Linked DNA regions of Homo sapiens: all the other regions are linked to region 2. A link is a contact called in ENCODE Hi-C or POLR2A ChIA-PET data. All regions are on one chromosome and are shown on one strand. The core of a region is the stretch at or near the end of the contact, and the rest is flanking DNA. Distances in the headings are between cores, read along the strand shown.

Evidence for each region. Hi-C counts contacts between places; a loop is a spot of excess contacts on that map. ChIA-PET counts read pairs that join two places held with the same protein, here RNA polymerase II (POLR2A). Pooled maps may share reads with other maps.
Region 1: a loop to region 2 is called in a pooled map, with 11 times the contacts of the local background. The contact joins the promoter of PRKAR2A here to the promoter of APEH in region 2. A Hi-C loop is called at or near these places in 6 of 50 pooled maps.
Region 3: a loop to region 2 is called in a map of naive thymus-derived CD4-positive, alpha-beta T cell, with 40 times the contacts of the local background. The contact joins the promoter of HYAL2 here to the promoter of APEH in region 2. A Hi-C loop is called at or near these places in 1 of 168 maps with a recorded cell type or tissue (naive thymus-derived CD4-positive, alpha-beta T cell), 1 of 37 single-sample maps with no recorded cell type and 7 of 50 pooled maps.
Region 4: a loop to region 2 is called in a map of CD8-positive, alpha-beta T cell, with 6 times the contacts of the local background. The contact joins the promoter of IP6K2 here to the promoter of APEH in region 2. A Hi-C loop is called at or near these places in 1 of 168 maps with a recorded cell type or tissue (CD8-positive, alpha-beta T cell), 1 of 37 single-sample maps with no recorded cell type and 7 of 50 pooled maps. POLR2A ChIA-PET finds 5 or more read pairs at or near these places in 1 of 52 experiments (activated naive CD4-positive, alpha-beta T cell).
Region 5: a loop to region 2 is called in a pooled map, with 8 times the contacts of the local background. The contact joins the promoter of ARIH2 here to the promoter of APEH in region 2. A Hi-C loop is called at or near these places in 3 of 37 single-sample maps with no recorded cell type and 7 of 50 pooled maps.

Annotation. Positions count from the first base shown.
Region 1 is chr3:48,846,451-48,849,150 of GRCh38, reverse strand. It overlaps PRKAR2A (protein kinase cAMP-dependent type II regulatory subunit alpha), which reads left to right and starts at 1,277. Exons shown (of 11, transcript NM_004157.4): 1 at 1,277-1,816. The coding sequence starts at 1,555. PRKAR2A-AS1 (PRKAR2A antisense RNA 1) reads right to left here and starts at 1,214. Exons shown (of 3, transcript NR_109997.1): 1 at 1,126-1,214; 2 at 743-1,046; 3 at 1-164. RefSeq lists a silencer at 1,135-1,464.
Region 2 is chr3:49,673,010-49,675,709 of GRCh38, reverse strand. It overlaps APEH (acylaminoacyl-peptide hydrolase), which reads right to left and starts at 1,359. Exons shown (of 22, transcript NM_001640.4): 1 at 1,297-1,359; 2 at 1,089-1,221; 3 at 401-527; 4 at 1-16. The coding sequence starts at 1,308. It also overlaps a transcript of BSN not described here. RefSeq lists a silencer at 1,065-1,674.
Region 3 is chr3:50,321,495-50,324,194 of GRCh38, reverse strand. HYAL2 (hyaluronidase 2) reads left to right here and starts at 1,450. Exons shown (of 4, transcript NM_003773.5): 1 at 1,450-1,542. RefSeq lists enhancers at 1-257, 1,040-1,713, 2,347-2,686.
Region 4 is chr3:48,715,889-48,718,588 of GRCh38, reverse strand. IP6K2 (inositol hexakisphosphate kinase 2) reads left to right here and starts at 1,368. Exons shown (of 6, transcript NM_016291.4): 1 at 1,368-1,432.
Region 5 is chr3:48,917,482-48,920,181 of GRCh38, reverse strand. ARIH2 (ariadne RBR E3 ubiquitin protein ligase 2) reads right to left here and starts at 1,340. Exons shown (of 16, transcript NM_006321.4): 1 at 1,184-1,340. It overlaps ARIH2OS (ARIH2 opposite strand lncRNA), which reads left to right and starts at 797. Exons shown (of 1, transcript NR_161301.1): 1 at 797-2,394. RefSeq lists enhancers at 210-960, 961-1,712, 1,438-1,907, 1,713-2,463 and silencers at 1,018-1,097, 1,168-1,267.

The DNA.
Region 1 (2,700 bases), core at 28-2,527, 830 kb after region 2:
TCTTCTCAGGGTCAAGAAACTTGTCCAGGGAGACACTGCTGTTTATAATCACAGGCCTGCTTAGCCTAGAACCTGGGCTGGCCTCTTCATCAGTGGGGATGAGGGCTCCTTGCTCCCAGCTGCTCAGCTCCCAGCAGCATTGAGCTCCTGGGTGTGTGCCAAGCCTGTATGGGAGGTGATAGGGAGGATTTTAATTAATACTGAGTAATTACCAGGCGGTGTTTAAGCATCCCAAATGCCCTCAGGTTCCCAAACCTACAGCTACTCTCTTCCTGGCTAGGCCTGTAAGGAGAGGGGGACTCTGCTCTATGCCCAGTGGGCCTTTGGTTAGCACGTAGGCTGTAGACTGGACATCCCAGGAAGGTCTCCACCTTTTTCAATACCCTTCCAGTTTGGTAGGAGGAGGAGGGCAATTTGGGAAATAGTCTGGCCTCTACAGTTCACCTATACCATCTTCCCAGGGGCAAAGGATAACAATGCCTGTGGTCTGCTCAACTTCATCAAGCAGTGTTGACCTAGGGCCCAGTGTAGAATGTGGGGAGAGGAATGGGCAGACCTAGATCTGGGGACCCTGGTGAAAGTGCTCCAGGAGGAACAGGCACAGAGGTCTTTGCTGCTTTTGGCCTTATTTCCCTTTCTCACTGTACACATTTGGCTGAGTGAACTCTTTCAAATTTATTTTTCTGTCTGTGGCTCTCAAATTATGATCTCATTCAAACGCCTACTTCCTACAAGGCCTTACCCGTTTGACATCTCAGAGACCTGACAGACTCCTGAGTTATTCCACCATTCCACCTGGCAGCCAAGGTGGTCTTGACTCCACCAGGCCTTTGCTCTTGTTGTATGTTCAGATGGCTTTCCTCCAGATCTTCCCCTGGGCGGGTCCTGCTCAGGCCTCGGGGCTAGCTTGAATGTCACGCCGGAAAGTGAGCCCTCTCTTGCCCTTCATCACAGCAGAATCACACTGATGTGCTCGTATGCTTCTGCTTCTCGCTGTGTCTCTGGTGCTTAGTAAGTGCTGGCCAAAAAGAGGCTCTTGGCATCAGCTGAAAGAATAATTTAAAGGTCTTCAGGACCAGGCGAGAGGCACTAATCGGTCCCCTTCATGGGTAGACCGTTCATTACCTAATTCCCTGGATTCCCTCCGTGAGCTGGCATCAGGAACACTCCACTGTCTCGACCCCCCGACAGCCCGAGGGGGCGGGTCATCTAGTGGCGCAAGCGCACTGAGGGCCGGTGCTAAGCGGGGACGCGCACGCCCGCGGTGGCGTGCGTCACAACCAGGACGCCTGCCCCGCCCGTCCAGCTCGCCTGCCCGTCGGTCCCCGCGGCGGCGGCGGCTGCCCAGTGACAGCGGCGGCGGTGCCAGGTCGGCCGTGGTAGCGTAGGGTTGCGCGGCCCGGAAACGCAGAGCCGGCCAAAGAGCGGCGCGACGTGAGCCGGGGCCGTGCGCGAAGAGACCTCGCGGGCGCGGAGCGAAAGGCCGGCGTGAGTGAGCGCGGAGACAGTGGCCGCCGGCGGCCCAACCCGTCTATCCCTTCGGCCGCCGCCGGCATGAGCCACATCCAGATCCCGCCGGGGCTCACGGAGCTGCTGCAGGGCTACACGGTGGAGGTGCTGCGACAGCAGCCGCCTGACCTCGTCGAATTCGCAGTGGAGTACTTCACCCGCCTGCGCGAGGCCCGCGCCCCAGCCTCAGTCCTGCCCGCCGCCACCCCACGCCAGAGCCTGGGCCACCCCCCGCCAGAACCCGGCCCGGACCGTGTCGCCGACGCCAAAGGGGACAGCGAGTCGGAGGAGGACGAGGACTTGGAAGGTAGGCTGTGGGCGGGGCCCTGGGGAGTGGTGCAGGAGGTCTCCAGAGGTCTAGAGGGGTGGCAGGGAGCCAGGTGTCGCGCCGCAGCCAAGCCGACCGCAGGCTGGGATTGGGAGCTCTGTAGCCGCGTTTCTAGCGTTTCCCTGAGACACCGGCGTGAGCCCGCGTGCGCCACTTCCAAATTGAGCTCCGCGATCCTGCGAGCCCTAGAGCGCACCGAGTGATTTGTCAGATCCAGCCTTGAAGGAAACGTGCGCGCTGTCGGCCCTGCTAGAGGATCCCTCGCCTTTGCTTAAGACCCTTCACCAGTTTTGGCTTCGAAGACAACAGCGTTCTCATCCAGTGACTTGTGTTTAATTGATAGGACAGTAAGTTTGTTTGGAAATAATAATTTTTTTTGAAAAGTTACTGTGAAAACTTTTAAGCATAGACAAAAGAGGAAAGGTGAGATGAATCCCTATATGCCATCACCTACATTTAACAGTTGCGTTTGTCACAAAGTTTCATCCATACCTTTTTTCTTTCTTTGCCGAAGTGTATTAAAGCAAATCTCTCAGGTCATTTCACCTCTGCTTACTTGAGTTTGTATTTCTTCAAACATGGTCCCTGGGAATATTCCTATTTTTAAAAACTTGGCCAAAACGATTGAATCAAATTTGGTGAGAGTAAATAATTATCTTGCCGGCCGGGGCAGTGGGCCCCTATAGTCTATACCAGCTACTCTGGAGGCTGAGGAGGAAATATCGCTTGAATCCAAGAGTTCGAGACCAGCCTGGGCAAAATAGACACCCTACCTCATTTTTGAAAACGAAAAACCTGGCCGGGCGTGGTGGGTCACGCCTGTAGTCCCAGCACTTTGGGAGGCCGAGGCGGGTGGATCACCT
Region 2 (2,700 bases), core at 110-2,609:
CTCTCTGCTCAGCAGTCTGTGGACATGGGGTAGCACAGGTCAGGATTATCTTGCAATAACCCCTTCCTGCTCCCTACTGGGCACACCTCTTAGGAGAGATTCTTGAGGCTCTGGCCCCACACCAGCTTCTGGAGCACCTCTAGCCCCACCTTGCCTTTCCTCCCTGAGGCAGAGACTCTACTCTCTGCAACTCCCCAGGCCACCATGGGCTCTAGTCCAGGCTGAGTTTGGAGCAAGCTTCCAGTGCTTATCAGGCCATGTCACCAGAAACTGAATGAGCTCCCAAGGGGGCAAGAACCTGGCTGCTGGCCTCCCTTCTAGGCACATGGTGAGCATTCATAAAAGGCTTGCATTGCGGACGGCTGTGGCCTTGCCCACAAGCTTCCTCCCTCAAACTTACTCCCCCCGGGTCTCCACACTGTTGCCTGCAGGTCCTGCAAACACCACTGAGTCCCCGTCATGGAACACCAGGTATTGGCGGCAGAATCGAATGTTCTCCATGCGTTCCAGGTCCCTCTGGGTCCACTCTGTGAGGGGAGGCATGAGACTGCTCACCTTGTCTTGGCTACTCCTGGCTACTGCCCCCAGCCCCACCTGACCCAGGAAGGCCTAGATCTATCTTCCCCAATCTCTCAATCTGTCTCCAGACACTGACACCCTGGCTGCAGGCTGGACAACACTTGGCCACAACCCTAGTCCAGGCCTCCAGAGCCTGAGCTGACAGCCTCTTTGAGAGAACCCCCTAGTAACCCCAGCATCCACCCTGGAATCTTGAGGGCAGCCTGGCATGTGTATGGGATGGCGTGTTGGTGGAGAGCCCTACAAGGTCCACGCCCTGAGCCCAGGTTTGACTTCTACCCCTACGCCGTCATCTCGTGCACTCATGGCCGCCATTCGATAACGCCCCGCACGCCCCCTCCCCCCCTCCACACACCTGTGTGCAGGGACCTGTGGGAGTGTAACCTCCAAGTCCAGGCCGGCTCCCTATATACCCTTACGCACTGTCAAGCAGCGAGCCCTCCACACCCCCTTCCTTCCCACCCCAGTGCGCGACCCCGTCGCCAGCCAGTTCCCCTTCGCACACACACCAGTGTGCACCGTCCGGTATTGGCCGCCGTACTGCGTGGTGACCTCCGGGCCCAGGCAGGCGGCGCTCAGCGCGGGCTGGCGGCTAAGGCCCCGATACAGAGCCGCCGCCTCCTCGGGCTCGCTCAGCAGCACCTGCGCAGGGGACACACCAGGGTCAGGCCCGGCCCGGGCTGCAGGGACCACGGGGACCGCGGGCCGAGCCCTCACCTGACGTTCCATAGTCTCCTCTCTGCCGCCGGGGCGAGGCGGGGCGTGCTCGCGCCCGGAAGTGAGGCTTCCGGGGGCGGAGCCTGGGACGGCCCGGGCTGTCTCCGCCCCTGCCCTGCGGCAATCTGTGAGGGGCGGGGCCTTCGGCTAATGGGTGAGGACCGTTGGCAGGGGGCGGGCCTTGACGGTGAGAGGACCCGGCCTGGGAGCGAGAAGTCCTGGGTGGGTGAGAGCAGGGGTCTCGCCAGGGGCGGACTAGCCAAGTGGGGGGCGGGGCCGTGGGCTGAGTCCTGGGCCTCTTACCGAGGGGCGAGGCGTTGGATCTCGGAGGAGAGGGGGCGGCCCTGTGGAAGCGGAACCCGGGAGCCCGGCTTCGGGGAGGGTAGAAGGGCCTACGAGAGAAGGGGTTGAGGGGGTGCTGCAAGGCGGAAGCAGCGCGGTCGGACGGGCATGGCCCAAGCACGCGAAGGGCGGGGCCCGAGGGGAATGGGACCAATGAGTCTTTGAGGATGAAGGGCAAGGCGGGCGGGTCCGGATTGGAGCCCTGCGAGGAATGTGGAGCCGGGAGCCTGTGAGCGTGAGCGTGAGCGTGAGCGTGAGCGTGAGCGTGAGGGTGAGGGTTGGGCGGGGCGGAGCCGGCCGCAGCGTGGATCTCCCGCGGCTCTGGGGCTGACTGTAGGGTTCCTTCGGGTCCACCACGAGGCCGACATTCACTACACAGTGCCAGGCCCTGCCCTGGAGGGAGTTCCACGCAGACGAAGAAGAGAAGGGCCAGGGTCCGGGCGGAGGGCGCGAAGCAAAGCCCTGGGGTGCGGGGCAGAGGGGCGGGTGCCAACTCTTAGGGTGCTGCCCGGACTTATCAGTCGCCAGGCCTGCCGCAAGAGCTATCTATCCCCGCAGCCTTTACCCAGCCTTCTCAGTGGCACCTTGTTGGGGACCGTGAGCTGGTGGGTCCCTGCCTTCCTCCCCAGGCCTCACCCTGAGCTCTTGGGTGTGAAAGGCCTGGTGGGCTCAGACTCCACCCAGGACCAGGGAGCTTCCTGTGGAAAAAACCTAGGCAGGCAGGTTCCCTGTGCACGTGGTACAGGATTGGCTGGGCTAAGGTGCCAACAGAGATCAGGAGAGGCTGGACAGTAAGGATGTTCCCTCCATATACCTGAGTCTGGCTGGTCTTCCACATTCAGGGCCCTGGCTCCCTGCTCCATGGCGTGCTTGTGATTGAGAGTCCACTTGTCTGGCCTGTAGCTTCCCCTTTCCCATCAGCCGCATCATTACTTACTCAAGATAACTAGTTAAGTAAAAAAAAAAAAAAAAAAAAAAAAAAAAGTCCCGGCCGGCCGGGCGCGGTGGCTCACGCCTGTAATCCCTGCACTTTGGAAGGCCGAGGCGGGCGGATCACGAGGT
Region 3 (2,700 bases), core at 201-2,700, 650 kb before region 2:
AACTCCCAGTTAAAGAGGGGAGATTTCAGGGACAGGCTTCTGAGTGTAGGGAGCTGGTCTGCCAGTCTTTCGGAGGTTTGAACTTGTCAAGGCTAGGGCAGGATCACCATATCCAGCCTGGACTTGCAGTTCTGTGGGGTGCCTCCCCATACCCCCATAAGATGCCAAACATGAGGCCCTGTCATCCTCCATGGTCCCCCTCTACTGGCTGTTCAAGGCCCAGGGCTCTCCCATGCCAGATAGCATCCTGTCTCCTACCACCACTGTCCCAGCCTGAGGGAACTCCCTGTGCTGGGCCTACCCAGCTGACCCCATCGCTGGAAACAATGGGGGTCAGGCAACACTTCCCCACTCTCTCCCGCCGGGCTGTGCTCACTTCCTTCCTGCTGGCTGCCTGAGGAAGTGTCCCTGCCCTGGGACAGTCTGGCCTAGCCTTTGTTTCCCCGGGGGTCCCCACCCATGGAGCTTTCAAGGCTTCTGGCCCCTGTGAAGCCAGCACAGTGGTACAGGGACACTGCACCTTCCCCTACCATGTCTTGGACTCCTTGGTCCTCAGGGCCAGACTCCTGGGTATTCACCTACCCCTCACACAGCCTTCTGTTGGGGGAGAGGCTCCTGGGCATTGGGCCATTGGGTTGTTGAGGGGTTGGCTCTGGGTGATTTGAGGGTAGGTAGATTTGCACCCCTGGAGAGGTCTGCTGGAACCTTGCTGCAGTCCTCCCTAGGGCCAGCCACAGGAACACCCCTCCCAGAGGAGTATACCCCTTTCCTCATCCATGTTGTAAGGAGCCCCCTACTCTGTATAGTGGACTCTGAAATCCATCCAGGAATGAACTCCAGCAGGAAAGCACTCTGCAGAACCCTCCCAGTCCATCCCCTCCTCCCCAACCCACACAGTCACACTCACTAACACATTGTCCTGTCACACAGGATGCGGAAGCTCTCAGTGGAAAAAAACGGACTCAGCTACTGGAAGTCCCCCCGACCCTCCCCCCAAGGCTAGTTCCCTTCTTGGGCACCTGCTCTGGGGGACCATCAGCTGAACGACCCCCAAGTATTTTGACTCCCAAAAGCACCACCACCTGACCCCATCCTCTCACACCCTACTGGATTTGAGGATGGGCCCCAATCCTAGGGAAGGAGTGAAGAGGTTCCCTAGTGTTGGAAGCTGTGGGTGTGGGGGAGATTGGCACCTGATCCTGAGCCCATAGCCTTCCTGTCACCTGGCGCAGCTGGCGGGGCCAGATCCTACTCGGGAAGGGTGGGGAGGGCAGCCAGCCAGCAGGGCATTCTGGAGGGAAACAGGGTCAAGGCGATCTCCTCCCCCACGCCTGTTCCTGGCCCTTTCCTCTCAGGGGGCAGCAGGAAGTGAGGAGAAAGGGCTGGGATGGGAGGCGGGAGCGGATGGGAGGGAATGGGGTTTATCAAGTCCTCGGCGAGCTGCCCAACGGGCAGCAGCTGGCGCAAGTAGCCTAGCTGGAGAGGCTCACCCCAGGAAGGAGGGAGGCCACCGACCTACTGGGCCGACGGACTCCCACACAGGTGAGCCCAGAGCAGACGGCTGGTCTGCACCCCCACAGATGCGCTCGCAGTTGCACTCCCTCCCTCTCCTGGCGCCCGGGAGGGTTAGGGGCTGGTGGTGCAGACGCGGGCCCTTTTGGGAGTTGAGTCTCGCACAAGGGAGCGGACCTAGGAAGAGCCGAGGTGGTTTCGCACGGGGCTCGCCAGGGTCTAAGCCTGCCCCCCACCGGGAGAGGCCTGTGGAGCGTAGGGGGCGCTGGATACGGGATGGAGGCCCTGGGAGACCCCTCTTGCTGGCTTTCTCGGAGGTCCAGCCAGAAACTGCTGCAAGGAATGGAGGCCTCCTCGGGGTTGAGAGGGAGCCGGGCTCCCAAAGGACCTCAGAGACTGGGCAGAAAAGGACGGGATCTCAGGGATGACTGTCCCGCCCTGATGCGAGTCAGGGAGAGGGGCGGCCAACCTCCTAGACCCCTCTGAGCTTCCCTGACCCCAACCCTGCGGCCACGCCGCGACCCAGAGCCGGGCTGCCAGGATAACGACTGCCTCGGCCCTTCCTGGGCCGGCTAAGAAGCGGTGCTTGGCCCCTTCCCTCAGTCTGGCAGGGGGCGGGGCCTCCCTTTAGACGGCGGACCAGAGAAGGGGGCCCCTGATTCGTGGGAGGCGGGGCACTACTCTCCAGGAGACCAGAGGTCGCCTCAGGTCAAAGTCCCTTTTTCCACACAAAGGGGACCCACGGCTGGCGTCTACGTTAGGGGGTGCAGAGCCAGATCTGGTGCTGCCCCCTGCCAACCTCGGAGTACCACAGCACCTCCTGATGGCCGAACGGGGCAACGCCTCCTCCTATTCCCCCCCCCCCCCTTCCCGTCCCCCTGCCTTGTCCCTCACACTGTCTCTTTAAAGGGCTGGCGGCGCCGCGGAGCTGGGAGGACTGAACCACCGGCCTCGGGCTGCAGGGGAAACATTTCAGGCTGACTGGCGCTCGTGGCTGAGACTCCCATAGAAAGCCCGGCTCAGAGGGGCATTAGGGTCCTAAATGGGCGGCCACGTCCCTCTGCAGAGGACCTGGGGCTCTTCGAGCCCGAAACGAGGCACCGGCACCGAGAAAGGTGGACCACACCTTCCCGCCCCGTCCGCAAGTCCAATCCCGGGCCCACCTCCGCACTGGAGTCTTAAAGGGCC
Region 4 (2,700 bases), core at 119-2,618, 960 kb after region 2:
ACCTTCCTGGTGCACTGAATATAGATGGGAAAGAGAGTAGTCAAGGGGTACTTTGAGGTGTTTGACTTGAGCAATAAGAAGGGCTGAGATGCTATCACTCAATTTGGGGAAAGTGGGGTGAAGTAGGTTTGGCGGATGAGCCAGTGTTAGGGTAGCACAAGTTGCGTTTGAGATGCCAGCAACTGGAAGTCAGAGTGCAGATGTCTAGTTGACAGTGGGACTAGTGAATCTGCCACTCAGGAAGGGTCTGGACTGGACAAACACTTTTAGGAGTGATTGACATGTAGGTGGCATTTGAAGTCATGAGCCTGGATAAGATTTTGGAAGAGTGAGTGTAGACAAAGAGAAAACACACAGATGAGAAACTGGTGAGACTGGAGGAAACCAGGAGGACATGGAGCCCTGGAAACCACATGCTAAGGTGAGAGGAGCTGCTCACAGAAGTCTCTCCTATCCACTGTTATAAGGTCAGGGATATTTATTTATTTTCCTTTTTTGTTCACTGCTGTATTTCCAATACCGAGTGTAAGTGCTTAATAAATACTTGTTGAATTAAAAAGTGTATGAGTGAATTTACACCTTTGCAAATGCCCAGTACACAGGGCTGCAACATTGTTCTCCTTTACAGAAAGAGCAGAGATCAGGTAGGAGGCTCTGCCCATTCTCAGTGGCACTAACCCTCTCCTTTGCCTTTCACAGCTATGCTGACATTCACTCAGGTGAGAGCCCTTCTGTCCAACACAGGCCCAAGACAAATGAGCCTCAGACAAGCCCTGTGGTGTGGTGCTTGGTGGGAGCTGGGTTGGGCACTGGGTCATCCACCAGTCCCCAGAAAACTCTATGGCCACTTCTCTGTCCACCCTTCCATATCTAATAATCTGTCTGTCTGTATCTATAACCATTTCTTTGTCCACCGTCTACAGGCACTCTTTTGTCCCTCTTTCCGTCTATTCACATCCAGTCTTCTGTCCATCTGCTAGAGTGACCAACTTCCCAGTTTGTAGTGGACTGTCTCTGTGTTAGCATTGAAATTCCTGCATCCTGCGAAATCGCTCACTACTGAACAAACCAAGACTGTTGGTCAATCCATCTGTTTCCCAGGTATCCTGCTGTCCATCGGCCCGCAGCTAGTCTATCCACCCAACCGCCCGTCAGACCTCCGGCCCACCCTCCCAGACGGAGGACAATGCTCCGCCCTCTCTGGCCCCGCCCCCAGTCACCGCCTTTTCCGGAAGCTGCTGCAGCGAATCCTGGCACCCTAGCAACAGCGCCTTTCAGGCTGTCCAGTCCGCGTGCGCAGCTCCTAGGACGAGCCAATAGTGAGGGGCACCGGGAGCGAGGTGCAGGGGGCGGGGCTCGGCCTGGCCGCAGCCATTTTGGTGCGAGAGAAACAATAGGACGGAAACGCCGAGGAACCCGGCTGAGGCGGCAGGTAAAGCTCGCGTCCTATGGCCCTAGTGCCCGAGGAGCTTTGAGGGAGATTTTTTCAGGCTACTGGGAAACGGGATCTCTGATCATTGGAGTCTCCCAGGTTATTTGGGAAAGACTTCTTCCGTGGTCATTGTGGGGGAAATCTCCCGGGGTCCCTGTGGATTCGATTTCCCTGGGTCATTTGGGAGGAGGGTTTTTCTTCTGATCATTGGGGGAGGGATTTCCGTGGTTTTGGGGGTCCAGCATCCTCCCCGGTCATTGGAGGGGGTCTCCCGGGTTTGGGGGAGGGCAGGATCTTTCCTGGTCATTGAGATCTCCCCGGGTCTTGGGAAGCGCAAGATCTACGGTGTCATTGAGGGGTCTCCCCAGGTCATTGGCGGCCACGATCTCCCCAGATATTTGGCGGGTGGAGGGGTCTTCCCGGATCTTTGGATAGGGAGTCAGCTCAGCGCCTCAGGTACTGTTACCTGGGGTCGGCAGATGTGCAGCCATTTTGAGTGTTGAATGCCATTTGGGCCCGTCAGATGGTGTTCGATGAGGGAATCTACACACTTAACCTTATTATAGAAAAAATGCCTTTAAATGGATAAGAGGACACCTTTATAGTGATATTTCCACTCTTTACGTTTGATTACAGACCGCTTTTGTCTTTTGCATCCTAATGGCTTATTTCATTTTAGGATTGTATTCGTTCTCATATATCAACTAAGCTACACTAGCAGAAAAGTGAGTGAAAATAAAATGTAGAAACCAGTAAAATCCAGTGCTCTTAAATACCAGGGAAAACAGAACTAGTCACTGCTTGGAATTAAACATTTCCGTAGCAGAATGTACACAGAACAAAAAATCATCTTGAATAGTTTTAAGAAAAAGTACTGGCACTTTGGAACGTGGTAACAAAAATGTTGTAGATCATCGGTTCTATGATATTTTTAATAGAGGACCATGATTACAGTAATTTTGTTGAATTCTAGTGTTTAAAATGTTTGCTGTATTTGCAGTTGTAGCCAGGTAATATTTTAAGTGAACTAAGATGCTTATTTATATAGGTTGTTGCTGTGGGGTTTGTATAATTGCATCGTGTAACTTGGGTGTTAAGTATTTAAAGAGAAGCTTCAGGGTGTTGTTTTAACTTTAGCCACTATCAGAGTTAGAAAGGGCCAAATGAATACTTTATCACATTTGACATAATAGGCAAATTGATGGCCTAGTAACTTTTTTTTTTTTTGAGAAAAAGTTAAACTGTTAACTGTCATTTAAAATTTTTTT
Region 5 (2,700 bases), core at 91-2,590, 760 kb after region 2:
TATTAAGATCACGTATCCACAAAAAATTTTACAAATTAGCCAGGTGTGGTGGTACGTGCCTGTGGTCCCAGCTACTTAGGAGGCTAAGAAAGGAGGATCACTTGAGCCCAGAAAGTCGGGGCTGCAGTTAGCTGTGATCGCCGCCACTGCACTCCAGCCTGGTGACAGCAACTTTGTCCCGCCCACCAAAAAAAAAAAAAAAAAAAATTTCCTCCAGAGCCAAAGTCACATGTTCAGGGGACCTAACAACCAACCATCCTGGGCTTGCCCACCACGCACAGAACACGTAAGTTTTAGTGAGTCTGAAGACGTTTACTCCAGATATGATCACTAGCGCTGAATTCAGGTCATTTACTAACTACACCTCCGAAGAAAAACGACTTGGCACAAAACTAGAAATCAGCAATTTCGTTTCAAAATCCTACACTTTGTATCTGTCTTTTCTAATACGGTGACCACTAGCCACATGTGGTTATTTAAATTTAATTACACTTAAAAAGTAAGTAAAATTTAAAATTTAGTTTCTCAGGTGCACTAGCCTACAGGTCAAATGCTTAACGGCCACGTGTGGCTAGTAGCTACCATGCTGAACAGCAAAGGTAAAGAACATGTCGCTATGACAGAAAGTTCTATGGGACCAGGCAATGAACAGTACTAAGGAGAAGTCATCCAAGAACGCGGCTGCCCAACCAGCTTCTGGCGAGGCGGCGGCACAGCTCCGGGGCCGCACATCCCTAGGGGCGCCGCGGGCTCCGGGATATTCGCGCGGACGCGGAGCCCGCGAGCTGGGGATACCCTCCACAGGCGGGCGTTAAACCGCGCGGGCAGCGCTGCGAGAGCTCCCAAAGATGACTCGAGTGGTGAGCCCCGAGGCGGCGCGTTTCCCCGCCGCGCCAGACAGGGAGAGAGGGCCTAGATGTGCCGGCGCCGGTTGGTCAGAGGCGGTGGCCTCTGACCTTTCCGAGAGCTGAGAAGGCGGCGGGAGGAAAAAAGGCAGACACACGCTGGGCGCCCGGCCGCTGACGGCGGGTAATGCTCGGACAACGTGCCGGCGACGGGGAGCGCCCGGGCCTCCCGGGCGACGGCGAAGGCGGAGTCCCGGCCCGGCCAGGGAGGCGCGCGGAGAGGCCCCCCCAGCGGCCAGCCAAGGTAAACAAGGCCGTGACGTGCGCCGCGCACTTACCGGGAGCTGCGGCCTCGCGGCCGCTGAGCCCGAACAAGCCAGACCGGGTCAGGCCGGGCCAGAGGGACCGGATTGGGGCGAAGCGGCAGCGGAGGCGGCGGGCCGACGCCGGTCAAGCCCGCGCTGCTTCCTCCAGAAGAGTCGTCCCCACAGCTCCGGAAGTGCTTGGCGCCGTTGCGTCACTTCCGGATCGGGGTCGACCCACGGTCGCTCGGGTCGCGACAGGCTCCCGGCTAGAGGGCCTGTTTAGCGCCGCCTCCTTGAAACTTAGCGCTCTGACCCAGAGTCTGACCAGGGTACGGCAGGCGCCGACCGCGTCTGGAGCCACTATTCGCCTACCAGCGTCTCCCGTCGAGATGTTTTTAACCAGCGCGTTTCTCACCGGCTTCTCATTTCACTGTTTGTACTCCGGGATCGGGCACGGAGAAGACATCCTGGCGTCAGTGGAGCAGATAACCATTGTTTCTCGGCCGCTATCTGGTCAGAGGGGAGCTGGGCCGGGAAATTCTGCCTACACCCCGAGGCGGTCGCAGGGTGGCCCCAGAGCCGCAACCACACCAGGCTTTCGCTTCCCCTGCCGAGGCCTCGTTCGCCGCGCAGTTCTCCGACTTACGGTCACCGTGCAAGATTGCATCTTAACTGCCTTGCTTGCAGTTTCTTTTCACAGTATAGGAGTTGTCATCATGACTTCCAGTTACCTTCTGGGACCGGTTGTCAAATGATGTGGCTAGAGACGGAGGCTCACTCAGATTGTTGCTGCACCACAATGGAAATGCCAGTATGAAGCCGCTGATGTTAGGAAGGCTCCAGGTTGTGCAATTCCATAGACAACAAATCAAATCATTTCCAACCATACTGGAGTCGCGTATATACATATTCAAGACACCTGTGCAGGCCGGGCGCGGTGGCTCAAGCCTGTAATCCCAGCACTTTGGGAGGCCGAGGCGAGTGGATCACGAGGTCAGGAGATCGAGACCATCCTGGCTAACACGGTGAAACCCCGTCTGTACTAAAAGTACAAAAAAATTAGCCGGACGTGGTGGCGGGCGCCTGTAGTCCCAGCTACTCGGGAGGCTGAGGCAGGAGAATGGCGTGAACCCGGGAGGCGGAGCTTGCAGTGAGTCGAGATGGCGCCACTGCACTCCAGCCTGGGCGACAGAGCGAGACTCTGTCTCAAAATAAAATAAAATAAAATAAAAAATAAAACAAATAAAGACACCTGTGCTGGCTGGTCGCTGTGGCTCATGCCTGTAATCCCTGCACTTTGGGAAGCCGAGGTGGGAGGATCGCTTGAGCCCAAGAATTTGATGTAGTGAGACCCCCCTCCTTTCTACAAAAAAATTAAAAATTAGCTGGGCGAGGTGGCACACACCTGTGCATCCCAGCTACTCAGGGGGCTGAGGTGATATAGGATCGCTTGAGCCGAGGAGGTCGAGGCTGCAGAGTGCCAAGATCGCACCACTGCAGTCCAGCATCGGTGATAGAAGGAGACCCTGTCTCAAAACAACAATAACAAA